2 separate regions of the Homo sapiens genome follow, and region 2 is linked to region 1. A link is a contact called in ENCODE Hi-C data. All regions are on one chromosome and are shown on one strand. The core of a region is the stretch at or near the end of the contact, and the rest is flanking DNA. Distances in the headings are between cores, read along the strand shown.

Evidence for each region. A loop is a pair of places that touch in the nucleus more often than their neighbours do. Pooled maps may share reads with other maps.
Region 2: a loop to region 1 is called in a pooled map, with 2.8 times the contacts of the local background. The contact joins the promoter of AJUBA-DT here to the enhancer-like site in region 1. A Hi-C loop is called at or near these places in 2 of 37 single-sample maps with no recorded cell type and 4 of 50 pooled maps.

What each region holds. Positions count from the first base shown.
Region 1 is chr14:22,464,104-22,470,531 of GRCh38, reverse strand. All of the region lies in intron 2 of TRD-AS1 (TRD antisense RNA 1), which reads left to right. It also overlaps TRA, TRD, TRDC and TRDV3. Among named protein-coding and RNA genes, the nearest start is that of TRD-AS1, 16 kb to the left of the region's middle. RefSeq lists an enhancer at 5,797-6,016. Within about 2 kb of position 3,876, at least 2 of the 41 ENCODE cell types and tissues checked have a DNase peak (open chromatin) inside an H3K27ac peak, as active enhancers do.
Region 2 is chr14:22,983,032-22,989,544 of GRCh38, reverse strand. It overlaps AJUBA-DT (AJUBA divergent transcript), which reads right to left and starts at 5,221. Exons shown (of 3, transcript XR_007064074.1): 1 at 4,725-5,221. C14orf93 (chromosome 14 open reading frame 93) reads left to right here. Exons shown (of 7, transcript NM_021944.4): 6 at 1,530-1,642; 7 at 1,911-3,651. The coding sequence ends at 2,330. RefSeq lists a silencer at 2,705-2,814 and an enhancer at 6,014-6,513.

The sequences.
Region 1 (6,428 bases), core at 2,627-5,126:
CAGTGCCTCCCAACTGTTGTCATATTGATGGCTTACATGGAAAACTGTATTTGTAGTGCTCCTGACTGGGAGGGGCTGGCTCAGGGGCTCCAGCCACCCCAGGTACATGGGCACTCTGAACACTATCTCAGCAAGCTTATAACCCACTTATGGCAGTTCACCTGCCGGGAAGCTCTGTTCAGGATTTTCCAGCTGGAGCCAAGTGTGTGCTGCAGTGGGCCCAGTGAGAGATGGAAAGTCAAGCTGGTGAAGTGCAAGAAGCACTTAGGATCAGGACACTCCCTCAAGCATCTGAAATCAAAGATTTCTGGAATTCAGGTCTAGGACAGATTTTAGAAAGAATCTGGTCCAACCCCCTTTCCTTCCTCTTTACACAGAGGAGTAAGGGAGTTGTCCAAGGTACTCTTTCACTTATTCCATTTATTGAATAGAACAAAGTGTGTGGAGCCGTGCTAGATGCTATGAGACAGTGTCACTCAAAGTACGACATGTGATTAATGGACTAGTACACCAGTCTGTGACCAGAGGATACAGAAATGGAGAGTGAACTACTTTTGTAGCAGTTGGATATCCAAGAACGCCATCATTAGTCTTGCAGTTTTCTTTCCTCCCTCACTTCCTCTCTCTCTCCCTTCCTTTGTTTTTCTTTTCTTTTCTTTTTTAAAAGTAATCCATTTTTCATTGTCATATGTGTTAGTTCAAGATGGATTGGGGCCAAAATCATAATAGCAATAGCAGTTTCCTTGGCTGAGCGCATTTGCCTCTAGAAGTCACAGCTGAATCAGTCACATGACCGTCAGCGCTGCCAGTCTCCTCTTGTTTTCCTCCCGTCTTCTTTCATTAGAACCGTCAGATAGTCTCTGAGATCTTAGGAACCCTGTTTTGTTGTATATCCTCTGCCCTGATATGAAGAAAAGATGATTCTTACTGTGGGCTTTAGCTTTTTGTTTTTCTGTAAGTAGTTTCATTTGTTTACATTCCACTTGCTCTATAACCCCATTTCTCCTTCTCTGACTCTTGAAGGCTTTTTCTCTTGCACTCTTGGTTTTTGGTTATTTGCTGCCTTTGGCTTTATTTCTGTGTCCTTCTCTTGCCTCTGCTCATTGAGTTCTTCTGGGCTAGGCATGTGCTGTACTCACTGTCTGGGGGGTGCAGAATTCACTATTTCCTCATTGTCTTTTTCCCAGACAGGGGCACGCTGTGTGACAAAGTAACCCAGAGTTCCCCGGACCAGACGGTGGCGAGTGGCAGTGAGGTGGTACTGCTCTGCACTTACGACACTGTATATTCAAATCCAGATTTATTCTGGTACCGGATAAGGCCAGATTATTCCTTTCAGTTTGTCTTTTATGGGGATAACAGCAGATCAGAAGGTGCAGATTTTACTCAAGGACGGTTTTCTGTGAAACACATTCTGACCCAGAAAGCCTTTCACTTGGTGATCTCTCCAGTAAGGACTGAAGACAGTGCCACTTACTACTGTGCCTTTAGCACTATGATGCAGGTGCCCAGGAAGTCATAACACAAACTCCTGGGGCACAGCTCAGCAGAGCTGCCTCTTAGGGCAGGTCATGTCTGGGACTTGGCATCCTTCTCTTAGCCATTTTGGGTTCCAGCCTGGCCTTTAGAAGTGACCTAAAGTGTCTTCTGAGAAATAAATGGCCTGGTCAGATCCAGGGGAGCACCCTGGCTTCAGAGAAGCAGAGTATCTCCCCACTTCTGACTCACGGGGCCCTTGCCACCTGAATGACTCCTGGTAGGCAAAGGAGAACTGCATGTTTACAGAGCGCTGTCTTCGTGCCCCTGGTGCCCTGGTCGTCCCGATACAGAAAGGGGCTTGACAAGCCTGTGCTGCATTTTCTGTGAGTGTTTCAGGATGCAGGTTCAGGTGCAGGTAAAGGGCCCATCTAAGGCGAGGCCGTCAGCCGTGTCTTTATTTTAGTCACCACCACCATTTATCCATTATTATGAATTGATCTGTTTTCATTGCAGAATTAAATTAGGGCCAGATGTGGTGGCTCATGCCAATAATTGCAACACTTTGGGAGGCTGAGGCGGGCAGATCACTTGAGGCCAGGAGTTCAAGACCAGCTTGGCCAACATGGCGAAGACCCGTCTCTACTAAAAATACAAGAATTAGCCGGGCGTGGTGGCTCGCGCCCGTAGTCCCGGCTACTCGGGAGGCTGAGGCACAAGAATCGCTTGAACCCAGGAGGCAGAGGTTGCAGTGAGCCGAGGTGGTGCCACTGCATTCCAGCCTGGGTGACAGAGCGAGATTCTGTCTCAAAAAAAAAAAAAAAATTAAGTTAGACACAAAGTTATTTACTTAAAAGACTTTTCACCAATTTACTTTTTTTTTCCCGCATCTTTTTATATCCAGCCACCTTCTCCTTGATGTTCTTTGACACCTCCATTTTACTTATTTTATTTGGAGAACATTTTCTTTTTTTTCACTGCAGAGCACTGAGGCACTCCTGGAAAGTTGTGACTTCCAGAATTCCAGCTGCCAAGTCCCTGAGTTTGAAGCTCAGTGGTGTCTCCGGCAGAGAAAATTTCCTCTGGGGCAAACTGACTATGTGATGTTGAAATAGATACACACCCTCAGTCCCTGGGAATCAGTCCCTCCTTCCTCTTCTCTTGAATTATCTGCCTTAATAGAACTATTAGAGTTATTAGATATAATCTTAGAAATAGAAGAGGCCTTACATGTTATTTTATAGAAACTACACTGCAGTCCAGAGACATGGTGGACATTCTCAAAGTCGTATACCTGGATAATGACAGGCCCAGAGATGCAGCGTTACACTTCCAGGGCTCTCTTCTGCAGCTGTACCCTAGGTGGCTCTATCAGTGAGTGGTTTGGGCAGCAGTTTATGTGCTCTTCAGAAACAGTGGACAAGAGTAGCCACTGTATAGAACAATGGAAAGAACAGGGGATGAGGGAGCCAAAGACCTTGGGCATGTGGCTTGGCTTTCTGGGGCTTCTGTTCTAATGCCTACTGAGTGTGACACATGTCCATCTCACAGTTCACATATCATGGCCCCAGATCAGAAGGCAGCCATAATCCCTCCTGGCTCTTGCCTTAAATCTTCCCTGGAGGCTCCTTTTGGTGTGGGAAATTCATGGTCCTGTGATATGCCAGGATTTTTTTTGTTTCTGGCATAGTGGGCTAGAGGGTGGCTCATTTATATGCTAAATATGGGACAATCCTGAAGTTCATTCTAGCTGATACTCACTTTGACATCTTGTCCTCATTTGGGGATGCAGTATGTTCTTATAGCAGGAACTTTGGGCTGAAAATCTTGAGACCTTGGTTCTGCTCCCAGCAATATCCCTGCCTCACTGAATGACTCTGGACATGATACATACTTTTTTGAGGAGAGGGCATTTTTGTTTTATCTGAAAAATGAGAATATGATCTTTTTGTTCCTAACAACTTCAGAGGAAACACCCTAATATTACACAAGGTAACTCGTGAATGTTTTGGAAATCAGCATTCCTTACACATACAAGGTGTAGTAGACATGATGGGGGAGTTTGCTGTCGGGGATGGCAAGTGGAGTTGTTGGCGACAGTCACTCTTTCACTTGTAACCTCATAACCCCCGACTTGATGCTCCACATAGGTGCTGAGAGAACCACAATAATGGGTTGCTAGGGCTCTGCACCTGAGCAGTGCTCCTGGAAAAGGCTGTGGCCTTCCTGGGTGGCAGTAGCAGAGGTCACTGGCCACGCTGCAGGTGCTGCTGTTGCTCTTGCTGTAACAGCGGCATCAGCAGAGGCAGCAGGAAACCCGAGGCTGGGTCTCCAAGGCAGGGCCTCTGTAGGCTTGGGGCTCAGGAAAGTGCAGTGTGACCCATAAGTTCAATTTGGCTTTTGGCTGACTAATAGTGAGCTCACAGAGCTGAGTTTCCCCCTGTGGTGATCTGCAAAGAGTAAAGCCAGAGGCGAGGTGCACACAATGCAGTTTAATAAATGCAATAGAGGCAGAGGCTGAGAAGAAAGGCAGAAAACCATCAATGCCAAAGTCCCAGGCCAGAGAATCAGTGTCCAATGGTTTCAAATACAGATTGGCAGGCAAAAGACAGTAAAAATGTTGTTTTTATAGGGAAAGATAGGGGTCTCATTTCTGTTCCTCCCTTCAAAAACACTTTCACAGTGAGTTGCTTGAAAGCAGACTTGTGTCTTCTTTGTACTCTCAGCATAGTGCCTGGAACTCAGAGGGAGCTAATTCATGCATGTTAAATCAATTAACAGAAAGCAGTGCCTTTCCTCTGTATTTTACTCTGATTTTTGCTAATAGATTGGAGAGTATTTAGATGAGATTTTGGAAACCTCATTGCCTGCTCATAAAGTATTAGCAAATTCAAATGTAATCTCATTTGTAAAGTATTAGGAGAGGCAGAAAGTGCTGAAACTTTGTCCTCCTCCACGCCATGCAGAATCTCTAGTGTGGCTCCTGAAGTGAACATAGAGGGTGGGACAAGCCGTGAGGACAGGAGGAAGAAGATGATGCTGGTTTGTAGCAAATCTAGTGCTCAGTTGAGCAGAGCCTTCCATGTTTAGATAAAAGGGCACCCGCTCTTCTTCTCCCAAGGCCTATTTGCCTCATGAGGAATGAAGCTGTGAACCTGTTGGTTCCCACTTTCTACTTCAAAAGGTAAAGAAAGTCAAAAGGAACAAAACATCATTTTCAAAGTGTATCACTTGTAGGAGTAAAAAAAGAGTCCTATATCTTTTTATATCCTTCTATCCCTTTATAAAACAGCATACAAAGCAGTTAGGACATAAACCCCCCTTCCCCAGGACTTTTGTCTTCCCATCAAGCTGGAGGATGAGCTGGGTTTGTTGTCTTTGAAGAAAAAGTGGTTTGGCTAGCAGCCATTTTAACAAGGCTATGACAGGTCAACTTGAATCACAAAGAAGTCAGAAGCCAAGGAGATGCATTTTTGTAAGCCTTTGGTTTCTTCAGGAGTGTAGCTTCCTCATGCCAGTCAGCCTGCAGTGAAGAAAGTTGTTATAGAATAGACTGCCAGTGCTAGAAGGAATCGTAGGGGTCATGTAGTCTGGGGTTGGCCGGTACTTGCTATACTGTACCATTGCAGACATCACTAATCTATTGTGGCTCACTTTCCATGTACACATGGCAATAGCTCAGCTAGTTCAGCTATCAGTGTTGGCACAAGTCATGAGACTCTTTTGTTCTCCTTTGGTTATTATTTTTTTTAACTCATTTGTTTTGCAGATGCAAAAACCCAGGCCCAGAGAGATGAAGAAACCTGGCTAAGGTAACATGTAAGTTAGTGTCAAAATCAGGATAAAACCCAGATCTTCTGACTCTTAGTATAGCTCTCTTTTTACCCAGCCACACTGCCTGTGTCCCTGGGACTGTTAGTAAAATAACAGGTGAGCTGGACCCCCTTTTTGAGATGACTGGGTATGTTTACTGTCTGGGTCAGATCAGTCAAGTACTCTGAGTCTAGGGTTGTTCCTAGAACAGAAGCTGGGGTTGATGAGCATTTGTGAGTATTGGAGAAGGAGTGAGGGGGAGAAGCCTCACACGCAAACCCAGGCCCTGGTTTCAATTTCGTGTATGAGATTACCTGAGAACGGAATGCAAGTAACAGGCAAATAATTGACATCTCAAACCTAACTGTGTATGCATCCTGAGTAGCTAATAGTGAGCTGTTCACTACTAATGCTGTGTGTAGGTTCATCCCAAAGACAGGCTGATCCACACATAGACAGGCTGGTCCTATGATTAAGGAGTGTGAGCTGGCATTCCCTTTATCAGGACAAAGATAGGTTCTGCTTCCTCTGGATAGTCTTCAGGCAAAGCTTTACTTATGGCCTTGCAAATAACCCATGGTCTCTTGGTCGATGAACAAAATAGCAGTAAAGAAGATGAATTCTCCTTATTTATCTTCAGTTTTCTCCCTGGAGTGAAAGTGAGGGTTATTCTCTGGTATATTAGAAAAATAGTACATTATACTACCTAATGGGTTTCAGTCTGACTCAAAATGAAAGGATAACAGGAAATGGGGTGCTGTTTTGCTGAGTAGCTGAGATAGCCTACCTTATTAATTCTAAGTATGTCTCTATTTTCCCTTTCCAATGCTTCTTGGTTTCTTAGCCATTTCTAAATCCCCTTTCCCCATGTGCAGCATGGTGTGGGTAGAGATAGGAATAAGAAGCGGCTAATTCTTACCTTACAAGAAAAATAACTTGGCAGTCAAGAGAAAATTGACGGCAACAGTCTTTGCAAACAGCATTCGTAGCCCAAGCACTGTGAGGGACATCATGTTCACCTTCTCGGTATGAACTATGGCTGAAAAAGAGTGAAGAGGGTGGCTTCAGGGAGAGATTAAATTCCCTTCCAGAAATTGGGCCTGCAACACTGATATTAGCCTGCCCCAAGTCTGCCTAGT
Region 2 (6,513 bases), core at 3,972-6,471, 520 kb before region 1:
AGTCTGAAACGAAAATGAGAGAAGGAAAGGGCTAGAACAGCATCATGCATTCTGTTTATGCAGGTCTTGCACCTAAGGTGTTACGAGGAGGAGGAATCTAAGGTGTTATGAGGAGGTGTTATGTTCAGAAGCCAGGCCTGCCCCTTGGTCCCTAAATATTATTTCCCAGGCTTTCTCTTTCCTTGCTCTCTTTTGTTATTTGTAGCTAACCCTGAAGTATTATGAAAGCTTCTGCTGAAAAAGTACTTGTAGAGCCAGGTAACGTGGCTCATCCCTGTAATCCTAGCACTTTGGGAAGCCAGGGCAGGAGGATTATTTCAGTCCAGGAGTTCGAGACTAGCATGGGCAACATGGCGAAACCCAATCTTTACCAAAAACAAACAAAAATAACAAAAATTAACTGGGTGGGGTGGCATGCATGACGTAGTCCCAGCTACTTGGGAGGCTGAGGTGGGAGGATTGCTTGAGCCTGCGAGGTGGAGGTTGCATTGAGCCAAGATCGTGTCACTGAACTCCACTGTGGGCAAACCTTGTTTCAACGAAAAATAAAAAAATACTTGTAATCTTCCATCAGAGTGGCAATAGGGGTAGATTGTTGTTGTTTTTAAATTTTTTTTTAAATAGAGACTGAGTCTCACTATGTTGCCCAGGCTGGTCTCAAACTCCTGGGCTCAAGCAATCCTCCTGCCTCAGCAGGAGGCCTCCCAGAATGTTGGGATTACAGGTGTGAGCCACCACGCCCAAGAAGGGGTAGGTTTTATTTGGTGGAGGGAGCGGGGAGACACAGAAGCGATTGGAGTTGTCTTTTTCCAGTGGGAGATATTTGGGAGGAGTTAGTGTTGGAGATGGAGGTGGGCAAAGAAAGCTAAACCAATTAGCCGGCCATGGTGATGTGCACCTGTAGTCCCAGCTGCTCAGGAGGCTGAGGCTGGACGATCACTTAAGCCCAGGAGTTGGAGGCTGCAGTGAGCATGCATGACCATGCCACTGCCCTCAAGCCTGGGTGACAGAGCGAGACCCTGTCTCATAACAAAATCATAATAAAATAAATAAATAAAAAGAATCCTAACCAAAGAGGAGTGAAGATGCTAATGCCTATGCCAAGAAAGCCCAGCATCTAGGCCAGGCACGGCTGCTCACGCCTGTAATCCCAGCTCTTTGGGAGGCCAAGGCAGGTGGATCACCTGAGGTCAGTAGTTTGAGACCAGCCTGACCAACATGGAGAAACCCCATCTCTACTAAAAAGAGCTGGATGTGGTGGCACATGCCTGTAATCCCAGCTACTCGGGAGGCTGAGGCAGGAGAATCGCTTGAACCCAGGAGGCGGAGGTTGTGGTAAGCCGAGATTGTGCCATTGCACTCCAGCCTGGGCAACAAGAGTGAAACTACATCTCAAAAAAAAAAAAAAAAGCCCTCATCTAAGTAGTGATCGCCAACCTCCCATTCAATAGTGTTAGGGCAGAAAAACGGGCTGGGGACCACTACTCAGAGGACCCTCCTTCTTGCTCCCTTCCTTCCCTCCCCGCCAGGAGCCTGTGTGGCCTACTTCCTTACTAAGAGGCGTGAGTACCGCAACTCCCTGAACCCCTTTAAAGGCCTGAAGGAAAAAGAGGAGAAGAAACTTCGAAGTCGCCGATATCGGGTAGGTTTCTAGGCCTTTCTTTCAAGATACTAAACTCTAAACCCTTTCCTAAGTGGGAAGGGCCAGAGGACATGGCATATGAGAATAGGGTTGAGAGCCAGGAATGTAGGAAGATAGAGAAGAACAGTGAGCCAATGCTAAGATCTGACTTGGGGACTGGGTTCACTTAGGCACAGATTTTACACAGCCTTCCCCACCAAACCTTTTCCCCAAATCTAATCCATAGAATGTTTACCTTCCTAATCTATCTCCTGGGTTCCTGCCTTAGCTTTTTGCCAACCGATCCAGTATCATGAGGCATTTTGGACCTGAGGACCAACGTCTGTGGAATGATGTGACAGAGGAACTGATGTCAGATGAAGAGGACAGTCTTAACGAGCCAGGTGTGTGGGTGGCCCGCCCTCCCCGTTTCCGGGCCCAGCGCCTCACAGAGCTCTGCTACCACCTGGATGCTAACTCTAAGCATGGCACCAAAGCCAACCGTGTGTATGGGCCTCCCTCAGACAGACTGCCTTCTGCTGAAGCCCAGCTCCTTCCACCAGAACTTTACAATCCTAATTTCCAAGAAGAGGAAGATGAGGGAGGGGATGAGAATGCACCTGGCTCCCCATCTTTTGACCAACCCCACAAAACCTGCTGTCCTGACTTGAACTCATTCATTGAAATCAAGGTGGAAAAGGATGAATAAAATCTACAGCCAAGAATAACTCTGGCTTCCGCCATGCCCCATGTCTCAGAAATAGGTGGCCATGGGGCTTCACAAAATAATGAGATGCTCTGTGCAGTCTGAGAAAGCAAATTTGCCTCTTTTCTTAACACAGTCTCTACTGGGGAAGCAGAACACTGGTGGGATAAAAACTTATCTAGAAGGGGAGAAACTCCCTCCACTGTGAACAGTAAGCCAGAATATGCTTATTCCTCAGCATAAACAGTATCTCGGAGAAGCCTGGGATGAGAAAATGAGGAGGATGGGTCCAAGAAACATGAGGCCTTCTTGACATATGCCCTGTCTCTGAGTTGTTTCTGCCCCTGCCCAGTTCCACCCAAAGCTCTGAGGAAGCAGCCCAGGTTGTACCTTTTGCTTCCCTGTGACTACTTGTCTTGCTCTGCAGTGGAAACCGAACATGACCAGTGCAGGTTAATACCGCCACCTGGTGGGCAGTTTCAGTCATGAGCTTGAGTCTTCTGACCAAGGGAACACAAGTTCTATCACTATTGGGGAATTGGGTTCCTGATATAATAGCTATTGTTTATTGAATTACATGAGGAAAATTTTACTATTCCTATCTTACAGATGAGGAAATTAAGGCTTAAAGAGTTCCCGTGTCTCACCGGCAGCCTCTCTCTCACTATGTGACCAAGCAAAATACACAGCTTTGTAGCTGTTTCTTGGTCCTGTCAGCCAAGCTGTATTTTGAGGAAGGGGTGTGCATTTTGGATGGATTGAAAAGCAAAAATGGCTTTACATTTATTCAGTCTTATAACAAACATTGATCGCTTTACTAGGTGTCAGGTACTGTGCTATGGATACATTGTTGATAAGGTTGGATGCTGTTCAGAGATTTTTTTAGTTTAGTCAGGAAGCCAGGCAGTGGAGTAGGCAATGAAATGAACTGTGATAAGGGTGACCATGGTGGAGTGTAGTGCACTATGGCAATATACAGCAGGGGTAGCTAACCTACTCTTGCAGTCTGGAAAGGCTTCTTCTGAGAGGGTGTAATGTCTAAACTGGGGAAGAGTTAACCAGAAGGAAAGGGGAGGCTAAGAGAGTGTTCCAAACAGGGAACTGCAGGTACAAAAGTCCAGGGGCAAGAGAGAGTACAGACAAGGTCCAGTTCTACTGCAGACTTTTGGGGAAGGGATAATGCTAGAGGAGAGGCTGGAGAGTGAGACAGACCTCATAATACAGAGTACAGACTTCAACCCAAGGGCAGTGAGAAATCATTGAAAGTTTGTTTTAGCAGGGAAATAAAACGACAGGTTTTGCCTACAGGCAGTCCCCAACTCAACGATGGTTCGACTTAGGATTTTTCAACTTTACGATGGTGCGAAATGATTCAGTATGCTCCTCACCTTATGATGCAGTTATATCAGATAAACCCATTTTAAGCTGAAAATATGGTGAAGTTGAAGAAGCACTTCTGCCTTACGATATTTTCAATTTATAATGGATGGGTTTATTCAGACATAACTCCATTGTAAGTCGTAAAGCTTCTGTACTGAAAAAAATCACTTGACCTCAGGGTATAAGATGGATTGCAGGGAGCAAGCCTTGGCCAGGAGACTTTTGCATTGGTTTCGGAGAGGAAAGACGGTGACTTGACATATATAGTGGTGATGAGGGGAGGACAGATTTGGAAGATGTTTAGGAAGCAGAATTAATAGAACTTGGTGATTGATAGGACTTGGTTGGATTTGAGGTTAAGGGAGAAGGAGGACATAGGGTTGACGCTCAGATTTCTAGTTTAAGCAGCTAACAGGATTGTGCCATTTACTCAGAGAATGTTAGAGGAGCCAGTTTCATGAGGCAGAGAAGATGAGATCAGTTTAGGATATTGGGTGCTTCTGAGACAGCCATTGGAGATGCTAGTAGTTAGTTGAGTTTTTAATTCCAAGAAAGACTGGGCTGGAAATATGGATTAGGGAGTCACCTGCATATACAGATTATAATTAAAGTCTTGGGAACGAAGAGGGCCTTTGGAGATCCCAGCTCCAGTTTAGACTGTGGAGAGGCCACCTGAGGTCATGAGCACTATTGGAGCATGCCCTATTAGCATATGCGTCTTCTACTTCTTCCCCTTCACTCATCTCTGCTTCCAGTTATCCCTTGAAAACACAGGCTGTTCATCCCAGTTGTGCCCATTGCTACCACCAACTCTTGCATGGGCCTCCTTTAATGGCCTCCCAACATTTCATAAGATTTCCTCTCGCATCCTCACCCCAAAGGATCAAAGCTTCCAAATATTAGTAGTTGTGTGGATATTTTGGATGTAATTGGAAGGAAGAATCAAAGTTCTCCTTCCTCATCTGGACACAGGAAAGGAGGGAACACATTATGGTTAATTCTGAAGATGTTGCTCACAGCAGGTTCTAGATGCAATCCGATAGCTCCCCTCTGTTCCTAGTGCTTTCAGTCCTCCCTGCTTCCACTCTGGTAGGAAACTCTCCTCAGGATCAGAGAAAAGCCGTGGCCTTGACCAGGGAAACAGAGGCTGATTCTCAGGGGAGATGAGGTCAGGGAGACAATGCAACTAGGACGAAGAAGCCAAATAGTTTGGCACAAATTAATTTCCCAAAAGATATTAACCTCGTTTCTTTCCACATTCCCTAAGGCTACACTAAGATTATAAAAGGTGTTCAAAATGTTGAGATGAAAATAATATGCATGACTTGTTTGCATATAATTTTCATACTCATTTACTATCTAAATACAAAGGAGTCATTTTCCTTCTCCATTCTACTTCCTCCACCCCTTGCCCCTGATGTTTTAGTCTGGGCAAAAGTAGTTGGCTGGTTTTTAAAAAATTTTTTTGAGACGGAATCTCCCTCTATCGCCCAGGCCTGAGTGCAATGGCACAATCTCGGCTCTCTGCAACCTCCGCCTCCTGGGTTCACGCGATTCTTCTGCCTCAGCCTCCCAAGTAGCTGGGACTACAGGTGCACGCCACCACACCGGCTAATTTTTGTATTCTTAGTAGAGACGGGGTTTCACCATACTGGCCAGGCTGGTTGCAAACTCCTGACCTCGTGATCCCGCCGCCTCTGCCTTCCAAAGTGCTGGGATTACAGGCGTGAGCCACCGCTCCCGGCCGTTGGCTGGTATTTAATTAGGTATGTTTAGCTTCATCTAGGGTTTCTTTAAAAAAAATTATTATTTATTTTTGAGAATTTTTTTGAGACGGAGTCTTGCTCTGTCGCCCAGGCTGGAGTGCAGTGGCCGTGATATTGGCTCACTGCAACCTCTGTCTCCCGGGTTCAAGCGATTCTCCCGCCTCAGCCTCTCGAGTGGCTGGGACTATAGGCGTGCGCCACCACGCCTGGCTAATTTTTGTATTTTTAGTAGAGATAGGGCTTCACCATGTTGGCCAGGCTGGTCTGAACTCTTGACTTCAAGTGATCCGCCCGCCTCAGCCTCCCAAAGTGGTGGGATTACAGGCGTGAGCCACCGCGCCCGGCTGCTTCAGCCAGGGTTTCTTTTCCTTATTCTTGATCCTTTTAAAATAGTCAATATCAGCCTCTTTTCCATCCTGATCATTTTCATTTGCAATTTCCTCTACACGGCATTTCTTTTCTTCCTCTTAATACTTACTCTGTATCACCAGTCTTCTGTGGACCAAAACCAAAGGGAGAAGGTGTTCGCTAGCCCTAAAACCAGGCCTTCGATCTCCACAGTCACCTGAAATGAGAAAAATCTCATTTCCCAACACCAGGGGGTGTCTATCCCTCTAACTGTCCTACCCTTAAGGTAGAGATTAGTCCCAAACCTTTTCCTCACTCCTTTTCACTGCTTCTACATACACACTATATCTCTTTCCCTCCCTCTCAAAGTAGAGATTAGTCCCATTTTCCTGACTCCTTTTCACTGCTTTTACAAATCACAAAACTTTTGGGTCCAGAAGGTGGTGCCTTTTTATTGCAGTTTATCTGTTTGTCTCTCATTCTCTCTGGACAAGCTTGTCCTTTCCTTTGTCTGCGCACCCTTCGGTCTCTGCATCGTCCACACTCCTCTTTGCTCCTCAGCTCTCCCTTTCTTTCGCTACCTCTTCCCTCTTCCACCTCTCTCTGTGGGCTTCGTCGCCTTTCAGGGCTATCTTTACGTACACGTCTCTGAACCTCTTTATGCATTTGTCTTCTTTCTCTCTGTCTTCCTC